2 separate regions of the Mus musculus genome follow, and region 1 is linked to region 2. Evidence: chromatin loops called from intact Hi-C (ENCODE). Cell type or tissue: heart. All regions are shown on one strand. Each heading gives the region's core, and the rest is flanking DNA. Links, peaks and the distances in the headings are about the cores only.

What was found. Hi-C counts contacts between places; a loop is a spot of excess contacts. Peaks named below come from ENCODE experiments on the same cell type or tissue, not always from the same donor. Only the 100,000 strongest peaks of a DNase experiment are listed, where the experiment ranks them.
Region 1: it touches region 2 in a loop (3.0-fold over the local background); 2 of 42 quality-filtered maps call a loop at or near these places.

What each region holds. Positions count from the first base shown.
Region 1 is chr8:115,398,837-115,408,292 of GRCm38, reverse strand. No RefSeq gene overlaps it. Among named protein-coding and RNA genes, the nearest start is that of Gm39256, 240 kb to the left of the region's middle. In heart, for the core only: a CTCF peak has its summit at 5,285 (motif pointing left); no DNase peak of the experiment used is centred there; H3K27me3 peaks cover 1,078 bases.
Region 2 is chr8:116,139,198-116,148,653 of GRCm38, reverse strand. No RefSeq gene overlaps it. Among named protein-coding and RNA genes, the nearest start is that of Gm31225, 47 kb to the left of the region's middle. In heart, for the core only: a CTCF peak has its summit at 4,188; a DNase peak (open chromatin) is centred at 4,263; H3K27me3 peaks cover 405 bases.

The sequences.
Region 1 (9,456 bases), core at 671-8,670, 740 kb after region 2:
ACCTCGAGGAGACATTACCCAATGTCAAGTCCATGCAAAGTCTCTTCACCACGTAGAAAAGACAGATGTCCCCAGTGAAGGCGCAGAGTCACTGAACTTGATGTCACCCTTTAACCCTTTATTGTTGGAGTATGCTGATCCCAATGTTCCAAGTCACAAGTTCCCCGGGTTCCATAACCCCTCTTGATTGTTCTGAAGGGAGGTTACTGCTTGGGTAATACCTGGCTCAATTCTTCTAGCTTCAGAGACCGAGGGGAGTCACATTGCTATTGCTTTAGCTATGGTACCTTTATCTGTTGCTCAGCTGCCCCTATCCATTCATATAGCATGCACATGATATCATTGCATGGTGAGATAAGTATGTGTGAGTCCTTGTATCCATTACCTTTTGCATTGCTCTGGGAAAAAAAAAAACAGTTGAGGAAAAGTAGGGTTTATTTTAGTTCAACAATTGAAGGTCTACCATATCAGGGAGACATGGGGACAGGAACATAAGGCAGCCGCTGGTCCCACCGACTGCATCAGTGGTCAGGAATCAGAGAGGAAGTTGGCACTCAGCTCACTTCCCCCTCTTTAGCCATCTCATTTCATTGAACTGATACTTCCCACAGTTAGAATGGAGCCCTTCTCCTCAGTTAAATTTCTCTGAAGCCAGAAGTAAAACCACATCTAATCAAATTGATGTGAAGATAGACCATTCTACCCCTCGGAGTGGGAGAATAGGTTTAGGCGGTATGGAAGACTGAATGAGAATACTCTGTATAGGTACTTGTGTTTGAATGTTTGGTCCCTGGTTGGATGGAACTATTTGGGAAGGATGAGGAGATATGGTTTTGATGGAGGAGGTTTGTCACTAAGGATGGGCTTTGGGGGTCTCCAAAGCTCATGCCATTCCCAGTTAGCTCACTCTGCATGGTGCTTGTGGATCAGATGTAAGTTCTTAGCTGCCGCTCTATCCCCATGCCTGCCTGTCTGTTGCTATGCTCCTTGCCATGATGGTCATGGACTCTAACCCTCTGAACCTGTAAGCCCTAAATAAATGCTTTCTTTTATAAGTCACTATTGCCTTGTCAATTACCAGTATCTTATCCTAGAAGTAGAAAGACAATTGAGATGTAATTGGCCCCAAGCTGAACCTTGTTTCTTGATTTGCTTGTAGAACCTCAGAGTTACCAAAGCTATTAGAATATGAGCCTGTCTCACAGACTCTTGTGAACATATTTGCAAAATTATTGTTGTTAATAGTTTTGTACTTTGATTTGCAATTCTTATATGCGTAGGCTGCCAAGTCTTTTTGACCCTCGGAGGCTGCTGAAGTCCCCTTCTCCAGGACAACTAAAAAATAAGGCTGCTTAGAAAAGTTCTACTTAGAGCCAGACTCAGAAAGACAAATATTAGCTTTTTATTTCTCACATTTGGAATCTAGGCTTAAATAAAAAATAGCAGGGAGACTCTTTAGAGAGAAGAAGGGGGCTGATAATAAGTGGAGGGGAGAGCAAGAAATGGAAAAGAAAGACAGGTACCCCATGTTTCTCACAAGGTTCCCCAAAACAAACCAGAGTCCCATCCATCAAATGTCACAATGGGGAACCAATGAGTTTATTAGGGCTACTTACAGGGCATGAGGGATGAGGGATGGGCAGAAGTGTGGGTGACCTAGAGCATTCTCGCTGGAAGGTCTGCACCTAGCATGGCTTCCTCACAGATTTGTCAGTGGAGCACCCTTCCTTTAGTCCTCCCAGACTATATCCCCCTTAGCTTCTCCAGAAGATGGCACGGAATTAGGGAAGTTTTGAACAAAGTTGGCTGGGAGAGGTGCCTGGATACTCAGAGGAGGGTCTCAAGACCTTCTCAAGCCCCTCCCTCTAAGAGGGGACACTCATCAACTATCAGTAAGTCCAGCTAGATGTTTCTTCTTTCTTTCCTTCTTTCTTTCTTTCTTTCTTTCTTTCTTTCTTTCTTTCTTCCTTTCTTTCTTTCTTTCTTCCTTTCTTTTTTTCTTTTCTTTCTTTTTTTTCTTTTTTTTTTTCTTTTGAACAGGCCCAGCTGAATTCATGAAGGTCATGGTAGTTTGGCTCATAAGATAATCCTGTATGACAGTCTATCTATCTATCTATCTATCTATCTATCTATCTATCTATCTATCTATCTATCTGTCATCTATCTATTTATATTAGGATATATGTTTTGTCCATAGTGCACACATTCACACACACACACACACACACACACACACACAAACACACAGATGATAGGAGATGAATGCAAACAAAATACAATAACATCTATGTATAAAATTATCCTAACAAAAACTTAAAACATGCAATTAGAAAACAAATGTAAAATATAATTTATAGAGCAACTTCCACCACTTCTAGCATGGAAGGTCACACATGCCTAGTCAGCTAGGTTAACCTTTTTTGGATTTTCTTCAGTGTAATTTTCTCCCTGATCAATGAAAGCCAAAAATCACTGTTGGTTAACAGAGCAGCTTAAGACAACTTCAGGGTCTTCCTGTGGCCTCATCACTGGCAACATCACAGCATCATCTTCAGATGAACTGCCCTACAGTGAAAGGATGGCAGAGTCTACTAAGCCTCTATTTCACAGCCAAGTCTTTGACCACCCCTGAGGCCCCTACAGCATCCTGAGTGAGCCTTTTCTTTATAACATTTTCCAAATCAGTGTGATTTAGGTGACCTTCACATGAAGATGGCACTGGAATTCCCCCACATTGTCCCATGCTCTGGCTCGACAAAAGGCAGGTCTTCACAGGGGTTTTGGGTGCAAAAGTCCAGAGTCTTTCTAAGAATGGGGGAGAGCCTGAGGCAGCCACGGGATGCTAATATCAGAGACAGAGGTGAGGGTGCCTAATCCCAAAGAGGCTGTGCTTGTGGGATGGGGGGAGGGGAGACAGAGCCTGCAGGACATGGCCTTCTAGACTCACGTTTGAGATCTAAGGCTGAGCTACTCCCTTTCCAAATGTTCATCTTCCTATACCTAAGGTTCTAGCCACAGCAGGTATCTACATTGTCTCTGGCCCCTGTCCTGACTCAAAGAGCAAATCCCCAGAGTGTGTTTGTCGAAGACGTGCTGAGCTCTGTACATGTTCCTCTCTAAAGAAGGAGCCTCTTTGAGATGATGATCGCATTTCCTCCTACCTGAGATGGCCATTGCTTTCATTCTTGCATCTCTCAAGAGGATAGCAGGACTCACGGAGACACAGACAGACAGACCAAAGGGGGGAAAATACAGGTACACAGGACCCAGCCTATGGATATAAGGGTATGCATGAGAAAAGTAGAAAAAGTAGTTCTTAATTCTACCAGTTTCTTCATACTTGGGGGCTCTTCTCTCTAAAAGGTTGCTAGAATCAGACCAGGCATGGTGGCATGTTCCTCTAATGTGAGCACTTAGGAGACAGGTGTATGAGAATGGCTGCGTAGTGGAGGCCAGCCTCCTGTCCCCCCAAATACAAAATACAGCATACATTGATACAGATATTAGTACCCCAGAGAGCAAATTAGACATAAGAATTAAATATCAACTCTATTCCAAATTCACAGCATATACCCCTGAAAATAAAAAGCACACTGTATCCTCCATACACACATTTCTGGAGTCTGGAACAGGATCGCAAATTTCAGATTCTCCCTGTTTCAGCTTGCTGCTTCTGGTAGCCTTATTCCCAGGCAAGAGAGCTAGGGTCTACTTTCATCTCTATATACACTTTCAAAGGAGCTGGTCCTAAGACCTACAGTTGCTAATGGCCGACACGTGGGGCAGGTAGAAGACAGGAAGACATGAGGTTACCCTCTGTCCCACGGGCAGCATGCTTCCTTTTGGGGTAGTTTAGAGAGTTTCCTTAGTGCTTAAATGATGGCGAGAGCAAAGCTCAGGTTTTGAAATGTTGGGGTCCTTCTACCCACAGATCCCAAGCCCTCCACTGCCTCGCTCTAAGGAAAAAGCACAGTTGCAGGAGCCCCCTTGCTTCCGAAGGACTTTGAAAGTCAGCAGCCTCTATTTTCTGAACCGAAGGCTCTACTAGAGTGCTTAGGGGAAAGAAAAAGCTGATGGGAACTCAAGCCAGAGGCTTTGCAAGAGAGAAATCTTGGAAAGTTTTGCTTATTTCTTTTCCTCTCTCTCCTCCAGCAAAGCACAAAGATTTTCACTTCCTGTAAGAAGGTAGCATTGATTTAAAACAACAAAACAAAACAAAAAAACCCCACCATTTTTCAGTTTCAGAAAAATAACAAAAGAATCACAAGCCTGCACCTAAAGGATGCCTGAGTGTTTCTTGTCCTCACGAGAGGCACAGCTACACCTGGCCTCTGGACTGAGAATGCCAATCAGCTGGTACCCTCATTTCTCACTTTTGCCTCTGAACCCAAATGGGCAGCATCGGGACAGCTCTGCCTGCTCCTAATTAACCGTTTCATTTCCCTACGAATGGAAAAGAGATGTTCCTTAGTATGGGGCTGCAGCCCCACAAAGTTTACAAGCCCAGACTGCATTTAAGAACAGCATGAAGATATTCTCCTTCTGGACCAGGCCTGTGGACAGGGCTCTGGGGCTGCATTCTCAGCTGATGCCCTTCCAAATTGATTCACAAATGCTCTTCCCCTCTTTCCACACCAACACAGCACATTCTGTGGGCCAGAATGTCTTAGCTAGTCAGTCTCCTAATTGTTGAATTGAGTAATGGTCATATTTATGCATACTTATGCACTTCTGTCAAATTACAACAACAACAACAACAACAAAAGTCACCTCCAGTTTCAAAGATGGAGACATAGAAGTGTAAGATCACTTCCATCTGGTCACACAGCAAAGACCAATTGATTTTGTAGTGCCTGTACTGTTTCTAAAACCATCACCTATTTTAACCCTGTAGAAGGTACAGGTAACCCCCTGTTTCCCTCTGTATTAGTGGAGATGAAAAAGATAGCACTGATCATCAAGGGTGAAATGACACGTGAGGTTTCACTCTATAGCGATGCAATGGGAAGTCGAACGTTTCTGAGGATCACTGGCCACTACCATAAGCTGGAAGAGACAAAGATGGGTTCTCTACTGGAGTCTCCTTCAGTTCAGATATCTGGTATCAGACATGGGAAAGAATAGATTCCTGCTATTTTGAGCTCCACTGTCTGTGCTCATTTATCAAGGAGACCCTAGGAAAATATTGAGAAACTGTACTCCTTTCTACCAGAGTGTTACTGTCACCACTGTAATGACCCTCATTCCACAGGGACCTAGGACTGGGACCACAGAGCAGCTCCCTCTGCTGGAAGAGATAGGCGAGTCAGGAATTGTTCTGCTAAAGATCATGCCCTCCACTTGGACGTACCCAACGTTGCCTGGTTTGGGTACTATCCAGACTTTTTAAAGGCTTCTTTTACAGCTACACGTACATTTGTCCTTTTTGATGCTTTCCCAAGCTTCCTCCAGCTTGTGTAATGTAGACTTCTCCCCAGGGAAATATTTCAAGAGACGGAAAGACGGAGAAATGGCGGCTCTGGAACGGTGGGTAAACATTAGCTCCTTTCACAGCCTGGCTTTCTCAGATGACGAATCTGTGGTCAGGCCCCCAAATCCCAAGGAGGCCTGCTTCAAACATTCATTTAGACCAGTCCAAAGGGTCAAGGACCTGCTATATAAAAAGTCCCTAAATGTACACAGATGATGGGACTTGCACGCTGGCACAGACATTCTAAAAGTGGCTTGGGGTTAGGCTGTGGTCCATTTCAAATTTATTTTTTTAGCCAAGACAGGGTTTCCAAACTGGTCTGTGTTTCAACTCTTCACCATGGTCCTCCACCACCCTTTGTCTTCCTGTAGAAGATAGAAGTTTAAAAATCAATCTGTGAGTACATTGGTGGTGGTATCTCCCAAGTCAAAAAGGCAGAAAGAGAAGCCAGGCTTGGCAGTAGTGTAGCTGACCCAAAGTCTAGATTGTCCAAGGGAATCTCAGAATGAACTCATGTCCACTGAAGAGCTCTGGTGTGACAGGCTATAGTCTCCAAGGAGAAAGAAGCAGAGTGAAGGGAGGAGAGGAAGACAGAGAGAGAGAGAGAGAGAGAGAGAGAGAGAGAGAGAGAGAGAGAGAGTAGAAGGAGAGATGTGGGTCACCAACCTTGTATCCATAACAGATCCACTCAAGGTGACTAATCCAGTCCCATGTTAACAACCTTAATCACCCAAAGAGCAAAGCCTTCATGATCTAATTGCCTCTCATTAAACCCTATTCCCTAACCTTGTTGCACTGTGGATTCAGCCCTGACTCCTGATTTGGGGAGGGGACATCGCATCAAGCCAGTGTCCTCCCCTCAGTGCATTGGGAAGGGTTGCCTGCTAACACATCAGCTTCAGTCCAATGGCACCCAATAGGAGCTCTGACGTCCAAAAAATATAAAGTAGGGCTGAGAAGATGGCTCAGTGGGCAAAATGCGTATTGCACCAGCACGAAGAACTAAATTTGGGTCCCCCAAATCCACGTGAAAATCTGCATATGGTGGCTCTTGCTCTAGCACAGGAAGGGCTGAGACACCTGGGTCCCCAGTGCTCAGTGGCCAGTCTGTGGTGAGCATTAGGTTCAGTGACAATTCCTGTCTCAAACAAGTGAGATGAAGAAGAACTGGCATCAGTTTTTGGCCTCCACATTCACATCCATGCATGGGCACACCACACACACACACACACACACACACACACATACACACACACAGAGAGATACACATAGAGACAGACACACACAGAGATGTGCACATGCACACCCACATGCACACTGTAAAGTACTAAGTTGTATCTTTTGGGGCCACCAAACACATGGTGCTTGGTCTTCCCAGCAACAGGACTCATCACCAGGGAAGACTGGGATGCAGAGCCCCATGCTGCTATGAGAAAGTCAGGCTGACTCTTGCCTTTCTCAGCATCCTGTGGATAGATGCTGGGGTCTTTGCAGGAGCCAATGGGCTGCACTGTACCCTGGCAGGAGTTAAAACAGTAGCAAGTTCCCAAGGAGTTGAGAAGAGGATTTAAGGATCTAAATGTCTGATTAAATGTATCTTATGACCCTCCACAAAACAACACCAGCATACAAGAGTTCCTACTTGGGGTAGATTTTCACATGTTACTGCCAGTAAATCCAGAAGACTGAAGTTTTAAAATCTGCCGTCTTTCTTACATTTATGTTTGTTGATTTAGGCCTTTGAAACATTTTGGGTTACATGAAACTCAGGAGGAAAGAGGGCCCTGAAATAACCAAAGCTCAGAGCCTCTGATCAGACTTTGGCAGGGAGTCAGTGTCAGGAGTTGGCCAATAAACAGCAAGGCCAAAAGAAGGGAATCAGAGAGAGACAGCAAGCAGAAACTAACCTGAGTTACATGAGACTTTGTAATATGTACACACACACACACACACACACTCACACTCACACAAACACATACACACAATCATACACACAGACACACACATATACATGCACACAAACACATACATACATATATACGCACAAACATTATATAAGAGATAAACAGATGAACAATTAAGAGGGAAAAAATTAATGTGTGAATGAATGATACACTATTTGGAGGAATGAATGAATGAATGATTTAACTCTAAGCCTCAGGTTTTCATGTATTTGGGACTCCCCTGATGCTATAACCTTCCCATGTCTACCCCAAACTCCGGAAGTTCTATGGTGGGTGTGGCTATGTGGTCACAGGTGACAAATGTCCTACTTGGAACAGCGCTGTGGTCTGGTCCTTAGCGAGGTGGTGTGATCAGCACCTCCCTCCACTGAAGCAGTTGGCAGTGGGAACCGCACACACCAGGCCTCAGGGAGTGGTGGGTTGCAGGGAGCTGGCTGACACTCCCATTCTCTGTCTGTTACTCTTGGGCTGGGATGCAGAGGGACTTAGGTTTCTGCCCTGTTTCATGTGGCGCCTTTTAGAATCAGAATCCACTTGAAGTGGTTTGGGCTTTTCTGCTTTCCCGCCTGGTGTTCGCTGCAGAGAAACACCTACAAACGCGCACTGTGCTGCTCAACGCCTCTGTCCCCCGGTGAGTTCAGAAGAGTCCCACAGGCCACATCAAGATGAACATCTATCATCAGAGACGCCCCGGTGGGGCCCTGCCTGCCAGTCACTCAAAAGGGTTTTCTTCTACCTCCATTAAACACCCTCTCCAACACTGGCTCACACGTGTTCCCTGTCTGGGAGAACAAGCCACCCTTGTTTGACTGAAAAGACGTGTTTGGGGCTGCTGAAAGGTAGAATAACCTCTGCTTGATTTTACATCCCATATGGACCCTGATTTCCTTTGCAGTCAGTGACTCCATCCTACAGGTGACAACCTGGTCACCTTCCTGGAACTTACCTAAGAAACAGAGAAAGTTCCTTGGCTAGCCATCGGTATTTTTTTCCCCTGGGGTCTCCCTAAAAGCTTCTTGACCCCATTATGGACAACATTATGAAAGAAAACGGTCCCTCATAAGAAGGAAGACTGCTGGATATCTGTCTCAAGCAAGATCCCCAGAGATGCCCCTATCAGCTTCAGGTGTTTGATTGAAAATGACTTACTGACCTTAACCAGCCAGATGTATATTTATTGATGGTTCCTTACCAATATTAATGATGCATTTTGATCAATATCAGCAGAGCGGTGTGTAAGTGATAAAACCCACAATTGGACATCATTTTAATGCTATAGTTATTCAGGCTGTGACCACTGCTGACATCTACCTAGTTAGTGAGAGCAAAAAACCTGGGAGGCGAAGACAAGTTAATTTTCATATTTTACAGCTCAGGGGATGGTTGGCTGACATGTACAGAGTGACTGGACACTTCTGTTGCATCAGAGCAGCTTGCTTACAAACTCTGAGATTTAAAGGTATTTATGTGCCTGCGGGATGGTATCGTAGAAATGTCATGGGACAGTTGCTGTTGAGACTATTGGTCTTCTGACGTCTCTACTCCCATATTTCTAAGTGGAAAAGCAAGCACCTGGGGCTCTGATAGGATTTTCCCTTCACTGCCTAGCTCCCATCCCAGTATGTGTGTGTGTGTGTGTGTGTGTGTGTGTGTGTGTGTGTGTGTGTATGCATGTGTGTAGGGAGCTGATAGGGGTGGGACTGATCTGGAACCTTCCAAGTCATACTCTTTGGGGTCACTAATGAATAGCAGAAGGTCGCCTTCCAAGCCACCGAGAACTCTTTTCCTGTTTCTCTTTTCTCCATCACGAATACATTGGTTCTTGAGAGCTGGTTGAGCTATGGAGCTCCTGCACGTAAATTTAGAATTATGCCCAGAGGAAGCCAACGCCCACCTGATGCAATGGAAGGCCTGTAGTAAAACCCTTCCCTCCGGGGCTGGTCTACAAAAGACTGGCAGGAGTGATGCTAAATTCCCAGCCCCCTTCCTTTTAGAAAAGGAAACTAAGACCCCAACATAGGT
Region 2 (9,456 bases), core at 689-8,688:
TCTAGTTTTCTCAGGCCTAAAATAAGAGGATTAAATGAGATGATGTGTGTAGAAACCTGGGAATAAATAATAGTAGAGAAGGGAGAGGCTGGGTCTTGGTGATCAAGAGATGTTGGGCCAGGTCACTTTGTAGCTTTTCTCCCGGGTGGGGACCGCCCCAGGGAGGCCTACCTTGGGATTAGCTGGTCTGTGCTCAGCTCTGCAGTCACTTCACACACAGCTCTGAATCGGCTTGGCTGAGTCATGAGTGCAGGGCAGGTCATGATCTCCATGACAGAGCAGATTGCATTGTGCTCTGTGCCAGGCATTGTGTTAGTGACTAGGGGTGGCAGGGGTGTGGAAGGAGAGGAAGAAGGAGGCAACGCCATCTCTGCTATGGCTTTGGAACTGAGGAGTGGGGACAGATGCACATGCTAACTGATCGTTTAACCACCCAGCAATGAATCCTGGAGTAGTCCATGGTAAATACTCAGAATGCTCTCTGAGCACATGATAAGACTCAATGTGTCTTGATTACTAGGATGGTCAATATAATTATTATTGCTAAACATTGGGATGGGTTTTGGGGGGGATGTCTTTTTATGCCTGGAAGCACAGAGAAAACTTTACAAAAAACAAGGGAGCCATTTGAATCTTGCAAAGATGTGATGTCATCGGTTTTGAGTAGGGGACTGGATTCAACTGGTTGGAGAAACTTGTCCAGGAGGCTCGGTGTGACTGTTTGTTCCATGTGGGGGTAACCATGGTCAAGCAAGAAATGAGGGTGTATGTGTCAGTAGACAACTTGCAGACATTGGCTTTCTCCTTCTGCTATGTGGGTCCCAAGGATTGAATCAACTCCGTCATAGGATTTCCTGACCTTTACACTTGTACTATGGTATGTACATGTCATGTACACACACACACACACACACCCACACACACACACACACACACACACACGACTCTGTGTTGTGATCTATGTGATGGATGCCGTAAAGTTACACCAGGTCTCACATGGGAGGGCTACTGGGGAAGGGGTATAGAGAGGCTGTCTCTGGGTGAGGGTGGGGGGGGGAGAAGAAAAAAGCAGGAAGAGGAAGGACTGGCCTTTTAAAGGGGGTGTGGCAAATGCCCAGTGGGAGGATGTGGTGACAGTGGGAATGTGTGGCATTTTGGCAGCTAGTGATGATGTATCCTGCTGTCACTGGGTCCCTGGGGTAGACAGTAGAGATGCTTGGTTGCTAACACTCTGACATCCACTATGGAGTAGACTGTGTCCGAGTCTGTGATTCTCCAGTGTGGACACTAGGACTGGTATTGACACCCACTGTTAATCAGCTGAGAAGGATCCGCACAAGGAAGCATCCAGTGAGTAGACTCCTAGAACAGAATGTCTATAAACAAGATTCTCGGTGTTACTGTCAACGGTGCTGGGTACAAAGCTTAGACTGTAAAGTCTCAGGTCATAGTGGTCACCTGCAGTGGGAGGAGTCATGGGGAATATTAATCTTCTCATCTGTATTCCAGTCAGTAGGGAAGAGGCTATGGTGCCTCCAGCCAGCACACAAAGGCTGCTGCATGACAACCTGGGTTTCACCATGCCTCCCCGAGCTTGAAGAAAAGGCTGGGGCACCTCCAGATGGTAACTGGAAAGCTGGGCTGTCTCTAACAAAGGTGGTCAGGGGTTCTCATGCAAATAAGTCACTCACTGTCTCTAGAGTGCTGGAGGAGGTTTATCCCTGGGCCGGGGGCTATAAACTGGGCCCTAAGGCACCAGAATGCTGTGGTATGCACAGAGACACATGACCTGGAAGCTCTCATCCAGCTCCTCGAGGGAGATTTGGTTTCTCCCTTTCTGAACATTCTCATCTACCAGTGCTCTGTCTGCATGATGATGTCTCTTGGAGGGAAGTGAGCTGCATCAAGTTAGTCAGTCATCTCTTTGTGGACATGCTTGCAACCACAGACATGATAGTAATAACGGGTTGTCACAGGATGCTTGCTAAATAGTTATGTCTCACCTCACTAATGCAGAATTTGGTTACAATCTGCTGTGTTCACAGCGTAGAAAACTGAGGTTGAGCAAGATCATATAAAGCAGTGATTCGCAACCTGCCTGGCGCTGTGACCCTTGAACACAGTTCTTCATGCTATGCTGACGCCCAACCATAACATCATTTCATTGATGCTTCACAACTGTAATTTTGCTACTGTTGCAAGTTGTAATGTAAATATTTGATATGCAGGATATCTGAGACTTGAACCCAGGCTGGCACTTTTGGCCCACAGGTTGAAAGCCATTGATCTAAAGGCAACTACATTAGTTAGTTTCCTGGTGCTGTGATAAAAGCAACCCGGCAAAGCAACTTAAAGGAGAAAGGGTTTACTTTTGGCTTACAGTTCCAGGGGATACAGTTCATCAGGGTGGGTCACATGGCATCAGGCAGGGATGGCACAGTGGCAGTAGCCAGAAGCTGGCTGGTCACATTTCATATACACTCAGGAACAGAGAGAGAAAACTAGCAGGTCCCAGTGACTGACTTCCCATAGTGACTGTGCCTCCTAACGGTTCTATAACCTTCTCAATTGGCTTTACTACCTGGAACCAACTGTTCAAATATGTTAGCCTTTCGGGACACTTCACATTCAAACCAACAACATTCCTAAGTGCTAGGGGTGAACATGCAATCCTGGCCCATCTAGTTCTAAAACCCAGGTGTGTGACCAATAGATGCCTTCTATCATGGGATATTCTATAAGGAACCGGTACTATGAAATCTTCCATATTTCATCTTACTGAGCTCCATCATATGCAGTGAGAGAATCAGAGCTTGATAAGTTATTTCAGTGTGTGTGTGTGTGTGTGTGTATGTACATGTATCCTCTTGTCTATGTGCATGCATACACCTACATAGGCAAGCAGAGGCCAGAGAAGAGCCTCTATCATTCTTTACCTTATTCCTTTGTTCCTAATAAGATCTCTCACTGAATCTAGAGCTCAGCTAGGTCAGCAAAGCCCCTGTCCCCAGCAACACTGGGGTTGTAGGTGTATGTGGTGCCACACTTTGGTTCTTCATTTATGTCTTGGGACCTGAACTCAAGACCTCCTGATGGCCCTGAAATCACTCTCACACTTTGAGTCATCTCTCCAGCCCCATGATTTCCATGTTTTTTTTCTTTTGGGATGAGAACACAGTGTAAAATTGCTGTGCTAAGTAATGGAGATGCCAGCAAACAGGGATGTACATCAAGGATCGTAGTGAAAAGCTTGCTCCGGGGATTCTGTGGCATGATACGTGGTAACCACATTTTAGGTCCTGGTCAGGTGCTGAGTCCTCTGTACTCTGTGGCAGGCACTGAAGGAACCTTGTCTTCTGATACAAGGGTATCCCTGCTGTGTACCCTCTGGCTGATGACTGACTTTTTGCTAATCCTTATTTGATTACAAAAATGCCAAGGACGAATTCAGTGGTTTGCAACATGTCTCTTGTCCCCAGTTATATGATCTTGCCCCTCTCCCCCCATTTATGAGAAGTGTGGTTCATAACAGTGCCAGAAGGAGTGCATCATAGGAAGTAGACTTCAGGGCACAGGAACACGATGTCCAATGGATGGTTCCATGTGTATGTTGCCCACTGACAGGTGGAGGTGGTAGGAGTGACCTGAGGGGAGAGATGGCAGGACATGGTTTAGTTTCCCTTGGAGGCATGACTGGCTGTGTGGGAGGTTTTCTTTCAAGGTTTTCATCCATAGGCGGATGCTTCAGATGGGTCCACTTTGGGATGCTAGGTTGACTCTCTTGCGCATGTGGTCACTCTTTTCTTTGTTTTTTTAACCCTACTTCAATAAATTAACTCCAATGGTACCCACAGAGAGTGTGGGATGTCTCTTATGGAGAGAGAGAGAGACAGAGAGACAGAGAGATATATAGGAGGAAAGACAGGAAGAAGAAAGAGGGGAGAGGGGAGACAGAAAGAGAGATAGAGAATCCCTAATCATCTGATAGGCTATCACAAGTAGACTCCTTTTTCTCTAGCTTGCAAAATCTATCCAGGGCTTTAGCCTTATTTCATGCATGGTCAGCAAAAAAATCTATACAGTGGAGAGCAACCTGCTTTCCCCTTTTTGACTGGAGGGGGCTCAGGAGACCCTGCAGGAAGCCCAGGGTCCAGCCCGGAGCTCTGGAGGAAACACATATTGCCAGCATTCAACAGGCGGCGCTCTTTGCCTAGGTGTCAGAAGCCAAGTCCTGATGCCTGCCTACTGCAGCTGAGTAAGCCGGATGCTCATCTGAAAACGAAAGGTTGCTCCCTTCCCTGGAGTGGGGGCTGACTCATCCTGCTCCTGCACACTGTTTGGAGCCCTGTAGGTTCTACCCTGAGAAACCAGCAAAGGTGAGCCCTTGGCCTTAATCTCTGGAGGCACCCCAAGTTCCTCAGTCAGCCTCAGATGGGGAGTCCAGGCCCTCCCGCAGGGCTCTCCTGCTAGGGGGCTGTCTTGAAAACAAGAGCTAGAGAAATTTCTGGGAACCTGGGTGAACACTCCAACGGAGAGGAGAATAATGAATATTTCATGGAGGTGGCTGGAGTTATTAAACAACATTACACGCGGAGCGTGTTGGCAGGGATCTGAGCCACATTTACATGAGTAAAAATAGTGAGAAAAGAGACCCAGAGCTGGGGCAGTGTAAAGGAAATCCCAGCAGAGCTCGGATGGAAGCAGCTTTCAGCCCCTCCAGGTTCAGGTGAAGGCCTCACTCTGTACCCTCTGACCCCATCTCCAGGAACGTTCCATTCCACAGTCAGGGTGTGGATAAGTAAGAGCTGAGAGCTGACAAAGTCCCTAGGGACTTTGATTCTCACACTGCACAGTATGTGTGTGTGTGCGTGTGTGCATGTGTGTGTGTGTGTGTGTGTGTGTGTGTGTGTGTTTATGTCTGTGTGTGGAGCAGGGTGTGTGTATATGAGTGGCATGTGTGTGTGTTTGTGGTGTGTGTAGTGTGCATATGTATGTGTGTGTTTGTGGTGTGTATAATATGTATATGTTTGTGGAGTGTGTGTGATGTGGGATGTGTGTATGTGTATGAGTGGTATGTGTGCTTGCGGTGTGTGTATTGTGTGTGTGTATGTGTGTTTGTGGTGTGTATGGTATGTGTGTTTATGTGTGTGTTTGTGGGGTGTGTGTGTGGTGTGTGTATGTGTGTGAGTAGTGTGTGTGTTTGTGGTGTATGTGTTGTGTGTGTGTATGTGTGTGTTTGTGGTGTGTGTAGTATGTGTGTGTTTGTGGTATGTATGTGTATCTGTGTGTGTGTCTGTGAGTGTATAGGCCCTTAGGTAACACTTTCCTTGTCTTAGGGAACCTTGAGGGTTAGAAGGGGCTTAGAATCAGGCCTACCTCAGGGATCTGTCCTGGAGTCTCAGATGTCTGAGTCAGAGGGAGTCAACACTGCAGGAAGACTGTATGCTTTGGACTAGAGTGAGGTGGCTACACTGGGGCTCTATGACCCCTGAGGCCACCCGTAGCTGAGCTATTCCCAGACCTTGTCTCTGATGGACAAGAAGAATCAAAGGCCTCTTTGTTTATCCTCTGCCCCAAGCTCTGAGAATTTTGTCCCTGCCTCTTGACCTTCCCTCTTGTAGTACGTACTCACAAGAGGCATGGAAGAGGGAACTCTTGGAAGAAAGCAAAGATGTAGGGAACTAGAATCAGAGAAAGCCTGGACCATCTTTGAGCCCCTGGGTGAGCAGCTTAATTACACTGGGCCTCTGTTCTCTTGCATCCTGTGAACACTAATCGAAGGGATGTCTGTTAAGTGGCAGGCACCATGACCCATGTCTGGTATGCAGTCTGTGCTCAGTGAATATTTGAATCTTCTTTTCTTTCCACTCTCCCAACCTGCCCAGTGCCATGATTCTTTTACAAGGTCGATTCTTCTTGGAAAGAAGGGGGAGAGAGAAGGAGAAACTGTGACCAGTGAGTCCAAGACTGAGCTATGTGTATGTTGCCTGTTCTCTCTCTCTCTCTCTCTCTCTCTCTCTTTCTCTCTCTCTCTCTCTCTCTCTCTCTCTCTCTCTCTCTCTCTCTCTCTCTCTCTCTCTCTCTCTCTCTCTCTCTCTCTCTCTGTACCTTGAACTCCTCTTATATCATTCCTGTGGTGCTATCAGCTTCTTAATTACTCAAATGACCCTCTGCAACCAAGAATGTGGAGAGGCAGACATTGTGTCTGTTGGGCTCACTGTGAAATCCCAGCTACTAAAATAAGCTCAGTAAGTCTCCATGGATGGATTCATGGATGGATGGATGGATGGATGGATGGATGGATAGATGGGTATGAGCCATTGGTTGAGTGGAAGAATGGATGGATGAGTGGATGGATGGATAGATGGATGGATGGATGGATGGATGGATGGATGGATGGATGGATGGGTAGATGGCCATATTGAGAGATGGATAGACTGAAGGTTGGTAGAAGGCTGACTGGATGGATATACACATGGATAGATAGATAGATTGATGGATCTTGGGCAGTTAGAGATTCAGTTCAGGTGTTTTCAGTTTTACTACTTTATCTCACACAGAATGTTTTTAGGAAGAGTGTCTTTGTTTTAAACCCTCTGGTTTCACCATCTTGGATAAGCAGGAGAAATACCCATAGCTTGCCCACCAGGCATATAAGGGCCACTGTGTATCCCCATGTCCACAAGGAACCACTCCCTAGAACTTTTCTTTCTCCCTGAACATCTGGGAGGGGTGGGAAAAAAAACCTCTTGGTCAAGGGTAGATGCCAAATTCAGTCCCTTATTACTAGGCTTGGCATCCATGTCCCTTGAGATGAGGACTGCTTTGGGTCTCTGGAATGACGGGGGGGGGGGTTGTTTATTTGGGTTGTTTTGTTTTTTGCTTGTTTTGATGCTAATGTGAAGGAGGGGAACCAAAACTCAGGCTGCTGACGCTAGGTCTCTCAGAATATGGTTTTTCTCTGCAGTGTTTGTGGGGAGCAGGTGGTTCAAAAGGACAAATGATGTCTATTACAAGGAACCGTGTAGCTTGTCAGAGTCAAGGTCCCAGCTAAGAGGGCAGGGTTCAGAAAGTAAGGAGCAGAGCTGGGGCATGGGATCCGTGCCAGATAATCTCCAGTACTTATCAACATCACGTTTCACCTATAAACCAACTGTGTATTTCAACTTGAAACCATCAAAAGCATAAAGGGAACTTCAACCTCCTGTACCCAAAGGGAGCAGACTCTTGTGTCCTCCACCCCTTCTGCCGTGAGTCTGTGTTTCCTTCCTTGCAGGTGCCATCAGCCCACTCCTCACGTTCACACCATTCTATACAAGTTCTAGGAGCAGAATCAGATCAGTGCAGACCATAGAGGCTTTATGATAGAGAGACTCAGCGGCACTGGCAGCTGACCCCTGCCTGTGGTCAGAAGTACTGTGTACGTTTATAGAAATGAAGCTACTTTCATAGAGTAAAGGGCTCCCTCAGTAAGAGTGTGGGGATGATTGCTCAAGTACAACCAATTGACTACAAGAAACTTCCATAAACAGAGAGAAGCTGGGCATGGTGGTTCATGCCTATACTCCTAGAAAGGGGAGACTGGGGCGAGAAGATCTAAAGTTCAGACTTATAAGCCAGCCTGGGCTACAGAGCCAGACCATGCCAAATCAAACCCAAATAAAAAAGACACCTCTAATAATGGACAGAAGGTAGAAAGGACAATGGAGAAGGTAAAAGCAGGAGGGCTCACGCTGGCAGCACTGGGCAAGTCTCTTAGGGGTTTTGATGGTGTCCTTGTTTTGTGGCTACTGTGATGAAACTCAGTCTCATATGAGTCCTGGATATCTTTTTAAAATACAATTATTTTTCACATTGATTGATACTTAATACTTGTACCAATTTCTGGGGCACAGAGTCAAACTCAGGTTGTGGGCACGGTAAGTATGCCATGATCAGGTCAGAATGATGGTGTACTCATCAATTTGGGGACACACACACACAACACACACACACACACACACACACACACACACACACACGCACACACACACCATTTATTTATGCAAAGACTATTCACACTCTTCTCTGATAGCTGTTTTGAAATGAGTTGTTATTAACTATAGCTCTGTGCTGTGTAGAGCATCAGAAGGTATCCATACAATAGCACTCCTTCCTCCCTCTCTACTCTGCCTTCAGATGTGTCCTGCAGCTCTTAGACTCCAGCTAGGTTGCAGACTCTTCGAGGAAGAATTTAGAGATTCAAGTATTCATCTGAATCCTTTTGCTATGTGTCTGCTCCACACAACTCTGGAAATCATACCATTATTTGATTTATGAGTTACCTTTTCCTCCAAAAAAAAAAAAAAAGTGTTAAACATCACAATGAAGGAGTCTCTCTTTGTATTATCCACTTCTCTTTTGAGAACATGCAATAGAGCCTATTATTTATTGAATGGATTCATGCACATGAGGAAGGAGAGCTGGAGAGAGAAAAAGAAGAGAGGGAAGAGGAATGGAAAGAGGGAACAGAAACTGGGTGTGGCTGACTTTCTTCAGAAAAGGTATTTATTTATAGGCTACTACAAATAGGCTAAGCAGTCAGAGGTGGTCCCAAGCCAATATGACTTGTTTGTATCTCTCCTAATGTCCCAAGTCTTAGTCTTCATGGACATTGAGCTATGGTGCCTGGAGCCCAGGATATCGATATTACTTATTGCTGGAGATCTTCTGTCTTGTGATGGGTTCCTTTCTTCCATCCCTTCATCACATACTTTCTTGGTCAGACTGTGACCCAGCAAGGCAGTGCTCAGCAACCATTCACAGCCATTCTTGGAGGATGACCTCACCATATATAATGGAACCTTTACATTCACCCCAGCCACTGTTCCACTTCTGTGGTCATGCCTATTCTCCAACAACACCACAAACAAGACTCCCAGCTAAGACCACAAAGAGAAGAAGGTATAAGAAGGGAGAAAAATCTAGAAAGCAAGACATACACTAGAAAGTTCCCAAGAAGCTCAAGGCCACTGTATCTTGGCTCACTGCTAAGTGAATATGTAACTACTTTATATATTTCAACAAAATTAAACTTAAACCTACAGAATTAGGTTTATTAATTTCTGCCAGGGCTCAATGGGGGAATAAGAATGGCCATTCATTATGGACACACAATTACTAAAGACAAAAATGAAGCCCAGAACTATTAAGTATAATAAAAATGTTGAACACTAAGGAAATTTTCATTAAATATAATCTATTCTTTATATTACTACACTTAATCCTTGCTGTCTGCTTCTCTGTTTTTCTCCAACCTATTTAATTTTATTACTTAACTTTTTATAAATGTTTCTTAATATAATTATGATTAAATATTTGGGAGAAGAGGAGAAAGTTAGTCTCTTAAGAAGAGAAAAAGAGAGAGGAAGAAAAGAAGGAAGGAGAATGGTCCTATCAATTCCTATTTTCTTCATC